Linked DNA regions of Mus musculus: region 2 is linked to region 1. Evidence: chromatin loops called from intact Hi-C (ENCODE). Cell type or tissue: left cerebral cortex. All regions are shown on one strand.

Region 1 (8,000 bases):
TACTTATGATGATTCCACAAAAGAAACACATACCTGATACCAAATGTCTTGCTAAGAACCCATTGCTGGGCTCATAGGCTCCAGCGCTGAACAAATTAATATTATTTTGATCAATGAACAACTTCCCTCTAAAATTTTATCTCTCTGTCTGTAGTTAAACTGCAGCTTTCAGATTTCATCAGAAAAGTTTCATTGTACAATGAATAGCGGTTAATGTACACTTAAAATTGGTCCAAGTACAGGGAATTAAAACACACAGAATCTTCAGTCACAAGTAGGATGTCATTATTAGTCTCACTCCCAAGATTCAGAGACTATACAAAATAGTGGACCAAGAGAATGTAAGACTGATAGGTAATGGAGGACCAGAGGCAAACAGTGACTTCGGGACACAACAGTACTTTGGCCTTCATGAACTCAGCATCTATGGTTGCCTACACAACCACAGAGTGAGAAAGTGCTCATGAGTCCCTAACACTCTTAAGTATTGATAGTTGATAGTTCAGTTTTCTTTAAGGCTGGGGGGGTGGGGAGGAAGGAGATCAGTTTTCTTTAAGGGTGTGATTTCTGGTAGTTAACTACACTCCAGTGGATGGCCTCACACCATGAATTAGATAATTTGAGCTAGTAGGTTGTTAAATTAAAAGGAAACAAATACCAAATAAAAAGTCTTAAAATAGTGATTTTGGAGAAAACTCTTGTTCCATTGCGGAGCTTGAGACACGTGATGCTCACATCTTCTCTGTTTGTATTTACTTATCTCTGTGATGATGGAGATTATACCCACATACCCAATCCTAAAATGTGTTTGTTGTTGGTAGTGGTGGTTTGTTGTTTGGGTTTTGTTTCGTTTTGTTTTGTTTTAATTTGGGTTGGCCCTTTTGGGGTGGAGGTTGGTATTTTGTTGTTTTTATTTTTATTTTAATCTAAATATCTGTTTCTTTATCTCTAAGTCACCACTTAAAACAACATTAAAATATATTGTTCTTTTTTATCAATAGAAAACGCAAGGAGACCGGGCATGGTGGCACACGCCTTTAATCACAGCACTCCGGAGGCAGAGGCAAGCAGATTTCTGAGTTTGAGGCCAGCCTGGTCTACAAAGTGAGTTCCAGTACAGCCAGAGCTACACAGAGAAACCCTGTCTAGAAAACAAGCAAACAAACAAAGAAAATGCAAGGAGGTCTTTTGTGACTACAAATAAAAGTAATTTAAGTTTGGAAATTAGCTGTTATTCCAACACTATGCCTATGGAACAGAAGTTCTCAACCTGTGGGTCATTATTTCTTTGGTGTCACATATCAGATATCCTGAATAGCAGATATTTATATCATAATCATAACAGTAGTAAAATTATACTTCTGAAGTAGCAATGAAATAATTTTATGGTTGGGGACACCACAAGGGAAGTTGAGGACAGGACGATTGCTATGGAGTATCATTAATCCCATATCATAAAAAACAAATCCTCCTGCACAATTCTTGTTCGTTGTTCAGTTGTATTATTGTATCACTAACAAATATTAAGAAGTGTTGTGCCCACATATGTCAATGTAAGAAACCGGGATGTGCACTGGCAAGAGGGATAATTTCTGAATTCCACTATTAGATGAGCAGCACCCAGGACTAGTTAGCCCAAAGCTTCCATTTCTTGGGGTTCATGCCACTTAATCAGTAGTTGGTGTTTTATGTGCTAAGTCTTTCTAGAAGCTTCAGAAGAATATCCTAATAATGAAATAAAAAACTTAACTTAGTCTTCTAGAAAGAAAATGCAGTTTCGTACTGGTGTTGAAGCTCATACCGTTCCCATAAAACAGAAACAAATCCAACAACTGTTTGATTGTGTCTGGAGGATAAGAGAGGGATGTAGAGGTCAGTGAATTATAAAACTATCTGTATTGGACTGATCCTTCTTATCAACTCACAGACTCAATGGATCTAAGGATATGTACTGAAAGGAACTTGAGATTAGCATTTTGTTTAAGAGTAGAGAGGAGTAATATGTGTGAAAGTGACTATACCTAAATCTATTGATAGTCTACTAGAAGAGGGAAGGGAAATCGCTCCATGATTCAACCAATCTTTGACGTTCTAAAGCCATAATCAAGAACTTAAAAAGAGTCAGAAGCAAATTATTTCTTGTGATCTGAGCTGAAATGGGAAAGGATCCATTACCTGTTTTTTTCACTGTACCCCCACATATGGTGAGGAAACTATCTTTCAGCCATACCTACAATGGAGCTTTTCACAGATGAGTGTGAAAGTTGGAGCTTTGTGGAACCATATCTTTCCTTCCACCTTTACCAAGTGTATTAGTTATTTTTCTGTTGAAATAATCTTCTTTGACAAAAAAGACTTAGGGACCAGGGGGTTTACTTTGGCTTATATCCCAGTAGGAATGGAGTACACCTGCAGGGAAGGCACAGCAGCAGGCAGGCATAAAAGCAAGAGCAAGAAGCTGGCAGGTAAAATTTTATCCCCCACATAGAAAGCAGAGCAAAACCAGAAAGTGGGGCCATGCTATACCCCAGTTTCCTGAAGGTTCTGTAACCTCTTCAAATATCCCTAAAGTAAGGACTTTGTGTAGAAAATCAATAGCCTATCAGGGCTGTTTCTGAGCCAAACTACCACATATCCGGCTCTGGGGTCAAACTCAGGTCCTCGGGTTTGCCTGGGAAGTGTTTTATGGGTTGAGTTATCTGGATATATCCAGAAGTAGAACCTTTCAACTTGGGCCCTAGAGGTCATTAATTATATCACTTTCTCCAAGGACTAAGATTTCAATGAAAATGCACCTGTCAAAAGCTCAGTAGCTGCTGGTTCTAAAAAAAAAACCAACCAACCAACCAAACAAACAAACAAAAACTACTATGACACCTATTTATCCTTTCTCTCATTTTTAGAGGCCAAATTTCACTCATTTCCATGATAGGAGAGTGCATCCCATTGTAGACTACACTATCACTAGGAAGTTGGCCCTTGACTGTATAAAGAAGCTAGTGAAGCATGAATATAAGAGGGCTAGAGAGTGAGCCAGCAAGCAGCAGCCCTCTAAGGTTTCTGCTTCCAAGTTCTTGCCTTGAGTTCCTGTCCTGACTTCTTAGAATGAAAGACTGTAACGTATAATACAAAATTTCCTCCTCAAGTTGTTTCTGGTCACAGTGCTTTGTCATAGCACAATAGAGCAAGTATAGAAGACAAGAATATTTAATCTCCTCTGAGCACATAGTCTGCCAAACTTCAGCTTGATCCTGGAACATACTAAGCCAGCTATGGCTTTTAGGACTAACCCAGGCTCTTTTTAAATTCTATGGAAATGTGAGCTGATCTTTCCATTCTAAATTGGCTAGGACAAAGTAAAGATCATTCTGAAGGAGGCAATTTTACAAGAATATCTCACAATTTAACTTCCATGGCAATTTAAAGCAATGGTGTGGGGGCGGGACCAGCAGCAAGATGGTGGAATAATTGCTTATTCAAACAGGGTGTGAAAAGCTGAACAGCTCCCTGTGCACAGTTTTAACCTCCACATGCTTCCAAAACTGCCTCTTTATTCAGCAAAAGTATTTCCAACATCCATGAATAGTTACTTTGAAAGTGAATACTGTCATGACAGGTTAGAAAAAGCTATAAGCATAATAACACACACACACGGGCACGCACACACGCACGCACGCATGCACGCACACATACATACATACATACATACATACATACATATTTATATTCTCTAAGCCAGTCTTACACGCGTTCGCGACCGGCCAGGAAAGACGCAACAAACCAGAATCTTCTGCGGCAAAACTTTATTGCTTACATCTTCAGGAGCAAGAGTGCAAGCCCCAAGCCCAAAACGAAAGCGAAACCCCGTCCCTCTTAAGGAGAGTTATCCTTCGCCTAGGACGTATCACTCCCTGATTGGCTGCAGCCCATGGCCGAGTTGTAGTCACGGGGAAGGCAGAGCACATGGGGTGGAGAACTACCTTTGGCACATGTGCAGATTATTTGTTTACCACTTAGAACACAGCTGTCAGCGCCATCTTGTAACGGCGAATGTGGGGGCGGCTTCCCACAGTTCCCCCTTTTCTATTAATAAAAGCAATAGGCCACCCATATTAATGAGAGTGGAGATAGAGGTCAAATCCCCAGTGTGCAGGTAAAGGAGCCGTACACATAACCTCCTTCCAGGCTCATCACCTAGAGGGGTCCTGGTCTGGTCCCGTGTTGTTTTTCCTGGAGGAAGGACACTTGAACACTCAACCTTCTTGAAAAATGACATGTCTCCCTAGAATAGGCTCATATATGCCGCAGAGCCCTTCTACTGCAGTGCTTAGCCGTGCAACTCTCTCGGGCTGCTGAAGCACACTCACTCTATCCCGTGCAATGAGACTAGCCTCGTGGGGTGCAAGAGCTGAATGGCCAGCGACCTATTGCTTAAGCATAGATATATCAGGGGGAGCACCATGTTCTAAAGCTGCAAGCGCCTGGGCAATAACCACCTTGTCTCTCCTAAGTTTGGGCCTTAAGCTTACAGACCAACCAAAGAAGCAACACTAATCCACAGCAAAGTGTATCTCCAAATAATATCAATCCCACCCATTCTTTAAAGAAGGAAAATGCTGAGGAGATCCAATTGGGTAATCCTTTGGTCAGGGACAGGTCCAAGCGCGTGGAGTTGACCTGAAGTCTCAATTCCCGAAGGGTCTGTTCAAATTCAGCCGTCCAATTCTGTAACATATACTGAGAAAGACTTTTTGACAAATTAGCTGCCCTAGTAAATTTCTCATACTGAATGGAAGTAACACACAATCCCGGAAACTTTTGTTCACATCCCAGCTGAGCTATTTGCCATAATACATCTAGTTGTTTCTGGACAAGATCTATGAGTTGATTAACCAGCATGAGACCACCCTGTATCTTGACATTAGCTGAGGCCTGTTTATCTATGACTGTAGTCACTGAGGCTGACAAAGTGTTAATGGTGTCAGTCGTCTGGACCTGTCCAGACAGAGCCAAGGCTGTCTGAATCAAGGCCAAACCCAGTTCCTAGTTAGTGGTAAAAAAGCAGGGGAATACTTGAGCATTATACATCACCGGCATTGGGAGTGGAAATGTCGACATTATCCCCCAACGCTGCTCTCTCTTTATTATTGACGCCCTGGACATCACCAAGACGAGGGACATCAGTATTCCCTTGGTCAGTCTGGATTTTTCGGGTGAGTCTTTCTGGTATCCAAAATGGGTTGTCTTCATTCTGTGGGAAAACACAAATAGCTCCCCTGGATCTTATCAAAATAGGATCCGGGCCATACCATTTATTATCAAGGACATTTTTCCATTTAACCATCTCATTGGGCCTATCTGGCTCTGAACAATGACGTTCAGCCGCAGTATGGCCATGAGCATCAATATTTAAAAAATTGAGTGTAAAGAGTGCCATAGACACAGACACTCTTGGTACTTGGGGTAAAGTCTCGACTCCCCTCTTCTGTTTTATTAGATAGGCTTTGAGGGTGCGATGCGCATGCTCAACAATACCCTGTCCTTGAGGGTTGTATGGAAGTCCAGTCAGGTGGGTCACGTCCATCTGACGGCAGAACTGCTGGAATTTTTGAGATGTATAAGCTGGTCCATTATCAGTCTTAAGGAGTTTGGGTTTCCCCCAAGCACTCCATGCCTCAAGACAATGTTGAATCACATGTGAGGCTTTTTCTCCGGTTAACGGAGAAGCAAACATGATGCCAGAACATGTGTCAATGGACACATGGAGATATTGAAGTTTTCCAAAGGAAGAAACATGTGTAACATCCATTTGCCAGACCTGTAGAGGTCGAATACCGCGTGGGTTAATTCCCACATGAGGAACTGGCAAGAACTCACAGCAGCTTTGACATTGAGTAACAATGTCACGGGCTTCTTTTCTTGTCAAGGAGAAACGACTGCATAATGTTTCAGCCGTCACATGAAAATTGTTATGAAAATTTCTTGCAGCCTCTACCGGGGATGATAGGGCAGCAGCCACCACTTTAGTGGCCTTATCTGCCAAATCATTTCCCAGAGCCATGGGGCCAGGTAGGCCTGAATGGGCTCTAACATGAGTAATATAAACAGGAAATCTTCTAGATAACAAAACTAATTGTATCTGCTGAAAAATATTGGCAACTTTACTGGAAGGCTTAATCACTCCAGCCACTTCTAAAAGATTTACTGCATTAACCACATAACAGGAATCTGACACAATATTAAGGGGTTCTAAAAAGGTTTTTAAAACTTCTAAAACCACTAAACATTCTACCACTTGAGGTGAATTTTCATTATATTGTTTGGATACCACTTTACCATTAGCCACATAGGCACCTATGCCAGTTTTTGATCCATCAGTATATACCACAATCCCATTTTTAAGTGGGTTTCTTACTGTTATTTGTGGAAACACAACAGATTGATTTTGGGCAAACTGTAAAATTGGATGTTTTGGATAATGGTTATCTATTTGTCCTGAAAAGGAGGTAACTAAAACTGCCCAATCATTAGATGTAGCTGCCAAGGTTTGAACCTGTGCAGCGGTATAAGGTATAAGATATGGACTTCGCCCAAAGTGGGTGATTGCTGCTTTTAGGCCTTTAAGGGCAAGCTGTGCAATTGCATCAGGATACCAATCTATTATTTTAGCTGGGGATATGTTTGGATGGATCCACAACAATGGCCCATTCTGCCACAAAACTGCAGTTGGCAATTGTGCTGTCTTAAAGACACACAAACTGAAAGGCTGCGAATCCTCAATACATTGTAATTGTGCATTCTGTAAGGCATTTTCCACTTTTTGTAAGGCCTGGTTAGCAGCTAGAGTAAGAGCCCTAGGGGAGGAGATATGAGGATCTCCTTCTAAAATACCAAACAAAGGCCTTAACTCAGCGGAAGGAATCTTTAAAAAAGGTCTGAGCCAATTAATATCTCCCAACAGCTTTTGAAAATCATTTAAGGTATGGAGGTGATCTCTTCTTATCTCTACCTTTTGGGGCACAATCTTATCTGAGGACACCACAGAGCCCAAGAATTGTCCTGTATCAGAAATTTGGACTTTTTCTGTGGCTATCTGTAAACCCCACTGACTTAAAGTTTTAAGTAGAAAAGGATATGCCTTTTGTAGCATGGTAAGGTTTTTATGGCACAGGAGGATGTCATCCATGTAAAGGAGCAAAATTAAAGAGGGGAATTGTTCCCTCACTGGCAAAAGAGCTTCTTGCACATAAAGTTGGCACATTGTAGGACTATTGGACATTCCCTGTGGTAAGACCTTCCATTGATACCTCTTATCAGGTTCCATGTGATTAACAGAGGGGATGGTAAAGGCAAATCTGGGCCTATCCCTTGGACACAAAGGTATAGAAAAGAAACAATCTTTAATATCTATAATAATTAAATTCCAGCCACGTGGTAAGGCGGAAAGTACAGGGAGACCCCTCTGTACCGGGCCAAATAAGTTCATTTGCTCATTAATGGCTCTGAGGTCATGGAGCAGTCTCCACTTTCCTGACTTTTTCTTAATTACAAAAATTGGAGTATTCCAAGGTGAGGTAGATGGTTCAATATGGCCTAGTTTTAATTGTTCCTCTACCAGTTGAATCACAGCTTCCAGTTTTTCAGAGGATAGGGGCCATTGAGGAACCCACACTGGATCCCCTGTTTTCCATGGTGTGGGTCGTGCTGCCCCAATGGCCCTTAGGGAAAACCCAGACCCTGTCTGTCTTGGTTTCCATTAGGTAAGATGGGCTCTATCCTTCCCTGTTCTTGATGTCCTAACCCTTTTCCTTCTTTATAACCCATCTTTGCCATGATATTTTTTGCTTAGCTGAATACCCTCTCGATGGGGCGTTTTCATTGGACAAAATAAGGCCCAAATGCTGCATAATATCCCTTCCCCAGAGGTTAACCGGGAGTGGGAGCACATAAGGTATGAATTTCCCTTGCTGCCCTTCAGAGGATTCCCACGTCAAGGCAAT
Region 2 (8,000 bases), 130 kb before region 1:
ATCGTGGTACTATCTCTTACGTAGATTCTCTGATTGGAATACCTACATATGATTCTCCATGGGGCAGCTCCGTGTTCTTTGATGATTATAGCTGGAAAGCAGGTGTCAGCATCCCAGGAGAAAAGAAGTGAAAGCTGACAATTTCTGTAGCCTTGACCTAAAAACCGGTGTAATAGAACTTGAATGTTGTGGTAGAAAACATGGCCATTGCCCTCTTGAACTTTTAGCAGCTGTGATAGGGAAAGGGGTATTCATGATGCTCTGCCCTTCTTCAGTCCTTTATAGATAATGGCTGTTATATGGAGAGGTTCAAAGGCCCCATACCTCCAGGAGGATATTTAAGCTATTAACAGTTGTGGGAGGGGGAAAGATATTTTCTTCACTAGTATAGCAATTTTTAATTTACCTATGGTACTAAAAGTAATCTCACTAAAACCTGTTGGTTCACCTGTGAAGTTGAAAGCAATCATCTTGGGGATCTGTCACTAGTTAACTCTCTGGTGTGAGTAAAACCACTGTTTTGCTTTCCAGAGAAATTTTACAACAGTATTCTGGTGTCATGGAGCCCAGATTGAAGGATAGAAGGCAAACTAAAACCACAAAGACAAGTGAACAGAAAGTAACATGACTGGCGACAGAGTTTCAATAAATTTGGGGACTGTGATTGAAATCCTTCATATTTGTCATGATGGACCTCTAAGGAAAGTACAGATAACAATACCACTTTCATTTTCTGTTTTGTGTATAAGTAACATTTTATCCATGGCAGGCAAGCTGGGATACAGGTTTATAATAGTCAAAGAGTTTTCATCGTTTGGTTTCATGTACCCTTCCACTCTATCTACCCTAACTAGAGCAAAGCAGGAAGAAGCAAGCAGTGACTTGGAGGACCACTTAAAATGTGAATCCATGTTTGTTTATGCTATATTATTGTAAATGTTCTGGCTAATTTTATGCTAACTTGACAGAAGATGGAATTGTCTGGGGGGGCAGGATCTCAATGAAGAAATTGATTTTATTGTAGAGAATCTTGTAGGACATTTTCTTTGTAATTGATGAGGGAGGTCTCAGCCCATTGTGAGTGGTATGACACCTAGGCAGGTGGTTTGGATGCTATGAGAAAGCAGAATGAATTAGCCATGAGGACCAAGCGAGTAATCAGTATTTCTCCATGGCCCGTACATTAGGTCCTATATCTAGGCTCTTTCGTGTTTGAGTTCCTACTCTGACTGCTCTGAATGATGGACTGTAATATGAAACCGTCAGCAAAAAGAACCCTTTCCTCAACAAGTTATTTCTGATTATGATATTTCATCACAGTAAAAGAAACCCTAACCTCAATACTATGTCAAAAAGATAATTGCGAGTCAGGAGATACTGAACACAGTGATGGCAATAGGTTGGGAGATAAAAATTGGAAATGAGGGTAGCAGCTAGTAAACAAGGCAGAAAGAGGCGATGTTTGATGCCTCCAATGGACCTGCTGCATGCTCCTTTCCATAACAGTGCGCCAAGACCCAGGTCACATCCAGAGTGGCAGAGATTGCACTGCTATTAATGCCTTCTATAGGATCCTTCTATAGAATCTCTAAGACCGTTATAGCATATTGAGATGGGTCAAGTATCTTTAAACACATAGTTATTCTTTCATAGTTCTAGATGCTGGGCATCTAAAATCCAGTTGCAAACAGGGTCCCTTCGACAGTATTAGATAATAACACTTCTTCTTTAGTTCCTGGTATGCCTTGGCTGGTGGATGACCAGTGTGATCTCTGCCCTCTTGTATCTATGTTCAAATTTCTCTTCCGAAAAACAAAACAAAGCCAATTTTAGTTGAGTGGAGTTTCAGTCTAGTACAACCTTATCATCACCCACTTACATATGCAAAGATCCTACTTCCCCATAAGGTCACACCCTCAGCTTCTGGATAGTTAAAAACATGGACAGTATTCATCCTAGACTACCTCCTTGTGGGTTGGGAGGCTGGATTTCAGGCAGGCTCAAAAACTATGTTTGCTATTCAAAGAAACAATCTGGAATTTAAAACCAGATCTTTCTGACTGCCATCCTCTACTGTTTCCACTATACAACAAAAATAAACACTCCCAACATACCTATCATACTTGATTCTATATGGCAATACTGCAAAATAAAGAAGGCTGCATGTTACCTATATTTTCGCAAAGGGAAAAAATTACTTCCTTGAACTTTCTGGTGTTTGTATCTGTCTCCATAACAACCCATTTTATCTTTCATGAGTGTGATCACTTTATCCAAGTTGCTTCATTTCTGTCTATTTGTATGTAACACAGGGAAACTGCATGGATGGTGCTACTGATGAGTGGGACAGAAAGAAAGATAAGGTATTGCTTGGAATACAGGGTTTAGCTGCAATGTTTGAACTTAAATTTACTCTCAGAGGCCATAGCTTCAACATAGAACATTTCTTTAGAGAAACAAGCCTGTTAAACTATCAGCAGGCCACTTTATCCATGGATGTTATCAGAAGTAATGTTCATGACCTATGAATGTCATAAAAACCAACAAATTTGAAACACAGTGCAGTTTTATAATACTGAGTTGTTACAATAAGTATTCAATAAATAGTGATTAATATGTAGCCAATGAATGAAAATATGGCTAGAAAGATGGCTTGGTGGATAAATTACTTGCTTTAGAGCTGTAAGAACCTGAGTTCATATTCCAAGAACCTACACAAATCTGAATATAGTAGCAGGAGTTCCTAATACCAGCATTCCTAACTTGAAATGGGAATAGAGAGAGAATCCTCATATTCTATAAGTCTAGTAGTTTTAACCACGATTTAAGGTGCTGCATGTTATTGCACACATCTGTCAATGCTTACATAAGAGCACAAATGTACACACAAGCATGTATGTGCACATGTGCAAACAGTGAATGGGGAGCAGAGAGAGAGAGAACAACAATAATTCATATAAATATAAGCATGCAAATTAGTTGTTTTTAGGCCCTTGTGCATTTAAATTGATTTATCATTACATAGGCTGGGGTTTCCAAACATAAAAATGGTTGGAGCTACAAAGACCTTCAAAAGAGCCTGACAGACACATTAAAATCAACCTTCTTTATAAGGCTTATGACACCTTTCAAGTTCAGTCTGCCAAATGAGATGGGAAAGTGTGGATAGCTCTTTTATTCTTTTTTCCCTTTCATCACAAGCAAAGCAACCTCTGCTTATATAACAGTCTTAGTCAGGATCACCCAGGCACAGCTTGACGAGCTGTCAGTTACTATTTGTGGCTTGCTTCCTCCCAGCCTTCCTCCTGGGAGACTGGCAGGACAGAGCCATGTCCACTCTTCCTAGTTTTCCTGTAAAATTTTTGATCCAGTTACCTTTCTTTGTTTCTTTGTTTCTGTGTTTCTTTCTTCCTTTGTTTTCATCTTTTCTTTCTTTCGTTTTATCTTCGCAGTGTTAGTCCAGTAAGTATTTATCGTCTAGAGCACGTGTTTGTGATGAAAATTAACCCAAGAGACTAGAGACCTAGAGACCTTTGAAAGCAAACATAGCAAGCCTGAAAAGAAGAAAGTTGTCGTTCACCTGTGACTGTGCTCCAAATCACACCGACGAAGAGCAACCACAGCACAAAGGATGGTAACATTTTTTTTTATAACTAATTTTAGCTGTGGTGCCACCTACACTCCTACCCAAGGAATAAAATCTTGCTATTCTTCCTTTCTTATTAAAGTATAGCAGGGCTCTGGCATCTGTGTGGAAGGCACAGTTTCTGTATCAGAGAATTGTGGGACTCCTGTTGGCAGTGACAATTTACTTTGTATAACCACAGGAAAACTCCAGGATGCAGAGTCTACAGACTTCCTCAGAATGTATTGCTTTTCTCCTGACATCCAATTCTCTCCTTTCTTGTCTGTATTTTTCAAACTCGGAACATCTCACCAGCTCATCAGCTTTGTCTTTGCTGTTCATGCTGCAGACTCTGCAGTCCCACCTAACTTTGGTTTCTGTGTCTGTCATTAGAGATTAGGCAAACATCACTGCAGTACTCATTGGCCCTCTTGTTGCTCCACGCAGTTCACCTGCTTCCTCTTGGGGCTTCATTCACCTTCAGTCACTTTCATACCTTTCAAGTCTATAATACTGATTCTCAACAGTCAACACAGCTACTTAATATTGTTACAGATATGTCACTTCCTAAGGGGTTTTCCCAATTCCCAAGCAAAAATCTAGCCATAGCGCCATTTCTCACTCCAAGGATGAGAGTATCTGTCCTTACATCCCTCTGTATGCCAGAAACTGACATTTGGGCTACAGTAAGATATTGAGTGTCTGCTCAAAGGAGAGTAGAAGAGAGATATGAAATAATTAACATAGAAAACACAATATGTGACTGTGGAATAGGAGAGGTCTTCTCTGGAATATCAGGACAATGAAATGTCTCCAGAAAAGGTGATACTTGAGATAACAAACAAACAAACAAACAAACCTTCAAGATGATGAAGGCCTTTCCTGGATGAAAAAAGGAAAAGGCAGGCCCCTGCAAAACAAGCACTAATTACTATGACAGAGTGCTGGAAACAGGGATATCAGACCCTGGCCTGAGCTTCCAGTTAGCTGCACTTTGTGTGTGTGTGTGTGTGTGTGTGTGTGTGTGTGTGTGTGTGTGTGTGTGTTGGGAGGGATGCTAAAGGGAGTTAAAGCAACTGCCTAGTCTAATCTTGCATTACTGTATTTCTAAGCATTTAGGTGATTCATCCATGCTGTGTGGAAGAGATGCTAGCTTCAGAGTATACTGAGAATGTACTTCTGCATCACATCTATATTAGATTAATCTATACCGTTTGGCTTTGAAAGAATGGCACTCTATAGAACTTAGCATAAGCACTATGACACTGGAGCATAGAATTGAAATTTTTCCTAAGAATAGACTCTGCTGCAAGAAGCCTATCCACAACGTCCTTGTAGACTTCACTTTCTATTCGGAATTGGAATTTCACCTTACATGCTGAAAGAACACACTGCTCTTACTATCCTTAGGTCACTCCCCACTGTTTTATTATTGCCTCTTCATTATGACTTTGACATCAACAAAAACCTTGGTGTTTGACAGAATCTATGAAATGCATCTGACATCAGTCCTGTGTATCCCATCAGAGAGCAAAAGAAATAATGTTTATTATCTCATTATGTACCCATTTTTACTTAGAAAATGGTTTGTTCTGGAAGAACAAGAGGTTGTATTATTTTGAATCCTCTAATTTTAAGTCTGATCAATCACTTGATTGCTTTCAATAGTTTTTAAATAACTCATGTATATATATGTGAATGTATGTGTGTGTGTGTGCTTGTGTGTGTGCTTGTGCGTGCGTGCACACATGCACGCTTGTTCACACATATGTTGAGCATATGGGAAGTCTGGAAGAGAGTATTGGTTTTCTTGTTTTCCTGGAGATTTTCCTGTAGGGATTGCAAACTGCCTGAGTAGGGCTTCTGAGAAACAAACTCAGGGCTTCTGAAAGAGCAGGATGAACTCTTAACTGCTTATGCCTGCTTTCTTTTGAATTACTACCTCTCACTTGTCAAGCTACACTCTACTAATCTAAACCTATTACAGCCATAACCCTGCCATCCTATCATAGCCTGGGAAACCTAATATGTCTTACCAGAACGAACAACACATTCATTAGTAGATGCCTTTATAATTTTGTTCCTCATGTCTCAACTGGAAGGCAGCATGAATTACAGAAAAACTGTGTATAAGACCTGGTTCTTCTTTGTGAAGCTAGTCTAGTTACCAGTCTAAATCCACAGGATAAAAAGCAAGCTCAGCTATGCTTTCTTCTCTAGGGCAATTTAGGCTAGCAGTCAAGCAATTACTGCCTGGAGCAGAAGAAAGCTGTCCCCACAAGTAGACAGCTGGGGAGCTGTGAATTAGCTTTTCAACACCTGAAGTCTCTATTAAAGAGAGTCAATGGCCCTGCTTTGAGAATAGTAAGGAAAGCCTGGGGTTATATGAGGTACCTTCCTTCACAGTAATTTTTCACTTTTATAATTAGTAGTGAACCATTATCTTTGATATCATAAATAAAAAGGTACAAGGGGGAACTATGTTATCACATACATATTCAATTCAGGGTTGTCCATGACTAGAAAGAGTACTGCATAAAAATAGGGATGGCTTTTCTATAAGACTTTTAAAATCAATACATATTGCCCAAGACAGATTAGGCCACATCCAACTGAATGTGATGCTGGCTTTCAAATAAATCTGCATTCTACAGTGCAACAAAGGACAGCCATCCCCCACTGGTGGAATCAAATCCAGTGGTTCTCACATTAAAGTTGCCGGTCACATTCAAATTAAACTCCTCCTTTGGTTCTGATGGATTGGAGAGGTTTGGGTGCTCTCAAACATACATTGCTAACAAATTCTTAGGTGATTAACACACTAATTGATGAGGATTACACTTTGGAAAGTCATGATTGCTGGTGCATACTATAACCCCAGCACACAGGAAACAGAGAGCACACTAGTCTACATAGATATACTCCATCTCCAGAAAGAGAAGAAGAGAAAGAGAGGTGGCAGAGAGTCATGAGTGTGCTGCATCCAAATTAGAGATTATTCTTATCCGGCTATAAGGGAAAGGAAATCACCCACTTAACTTCAAGACAGACAGACAGACAGAAAATAGATTCATGGGTGGATAGATGAGTAGATGGATGGATAGATGCATAGATGAGAGAGAGTAGGGAGAGAGGTGAGGAGACATCCCTAAAGAACACTTCATAGCAGAATAGACAATTTGAGCGAAAAGTAAATGATCTCTTTTGAGGGTAAAAGGAAAATGTAAAATAATATTTTGAGAATGCATTTGGGTTAATCAAATTGGCAAAATTTAGCTAATAGAGGCTCATATCTATAATCTCATCACTCAGTTTCAAACAGGCAGGTTGCCTTGAGTTTGAGACTTGTAGAACAAAACAACCTGTAGAATGTTAGTGCTAAATATTTCCAAAGGTCAGGGGAAAAAAAAGTTTACAGTAACTTTTAAAGTTTGTACTTCTAAGTGTATCCTGAGGTCTTGTTCATTCCATTTGTACTCCACTATCTCTAAAATAGTCTGAAAGATAATAGCTGTTGGGCACAAGACAGACTGCACAGCAAACTGAATGTGGGCAGTTTACAAATTACCTACCTCAAACTCCTCTGTATCAGCAATTATGTCCTGATAGCTACAGCAGTGAAAATTTCTGTTACCTGGTTTTATGGAACATTACTATGGATACTAGGCACTCAGAGACACATACACACAGAAATGGTTTTTGTTTTGTATCGTTTTTGTTTTTGATTTTTTTTGTACAGATTCTGTGTAACTCAATTAAAACCTCATGGGTTTTATTCTTATATGATCATATTTTAATTGTTACTGGGCATTATTTACTGTGCTTGTAAAGAAATGGTTCATGATGGCCCAATAATTTACTCTTCTGGGAAGATGCAACATGGACCCTGAACACCTAGTGTTGTTAGAACGAAAAGTACATCTTCACAGTGTTTACTGTGAGACAGACAGAGATGTCTCCAAAATGGCAAAAAGAGAAGCCAGGGCTCTGAAGGATGTCACAAGGCATCTCATGATAGGTTCATTTGTAGGAGAGACAGACAGAGAGACTCTAATGGGAGAAAGACCTACTGAGAATGGCCAAGATAATCCCCAACAACTTGTTGGTTGAATTTCTTTTTTTTTATTAGATATTTTCTTTATTTACATTTCAAATGTTATCCCCTTTCCTAGTTTCCCCTCCAAAATTACCCTACCCCCTCCCCCTCCCCCTGTTCCTCTTGCATTTCTACACTGACCCTCAATAAATTCTCATTTGTTTATTGCTGTTTTAGCCATTCAGGAGACCTTGTTACTCTTGCCAATTAGTTCTTAAGAGCATAAGCATATCTTGGCAGTAACCAAACCATTCCTTCTGATATAATTTTATCTGCCTT

Evidence for each region. Hi-C counts contacts between places; a loop is a spot of excess contacts. Peaks named below come from ENCODE experiments on the same cell type or tissue, not always from the same donor. Only the 100,000 strongest peaks of a DNase experiment are listed, where the experiment ranks them.
Region 2: it touches region 1 in a loop (7-fold over the local background); 3 of 42 quality-filtered maps call a loop at or near these places.

Annotation. Positions count from the first base shown.
Region 1 is chr3:20,690,973-20,698,972 of GRCm38, reverse strand. No RefSeq gene overlaps it. Among named protein-coding and RNA genes, the nearest start is that of Gm31552, 130 kb to the left of the region's middle. In left cerebral cortex, no CTCF peak of the experiment used is centred here; a DNase peak (open chromatin) is centred at 3,446; H3K27ac peaks cover 1,461 bases.
Region 2 is chr3:20,817,652-20,825,651 of GRCm38, reverse strand. Gm31552 (a long non-coding RNA gene) reads left to right here and starts at 3,291. Exons shown (of 4, transcript XR_389614.2): 1 at 3,291-3,353; 2 at 3,453-3,634. In left cerebral cortex, no CTCF peak of the experiment used is centred here; DNase peaks (open chromatin) are centred at 3,242, 3,749, 4,151 and 4,714; H3K27ac peaks cover 4,747 bases.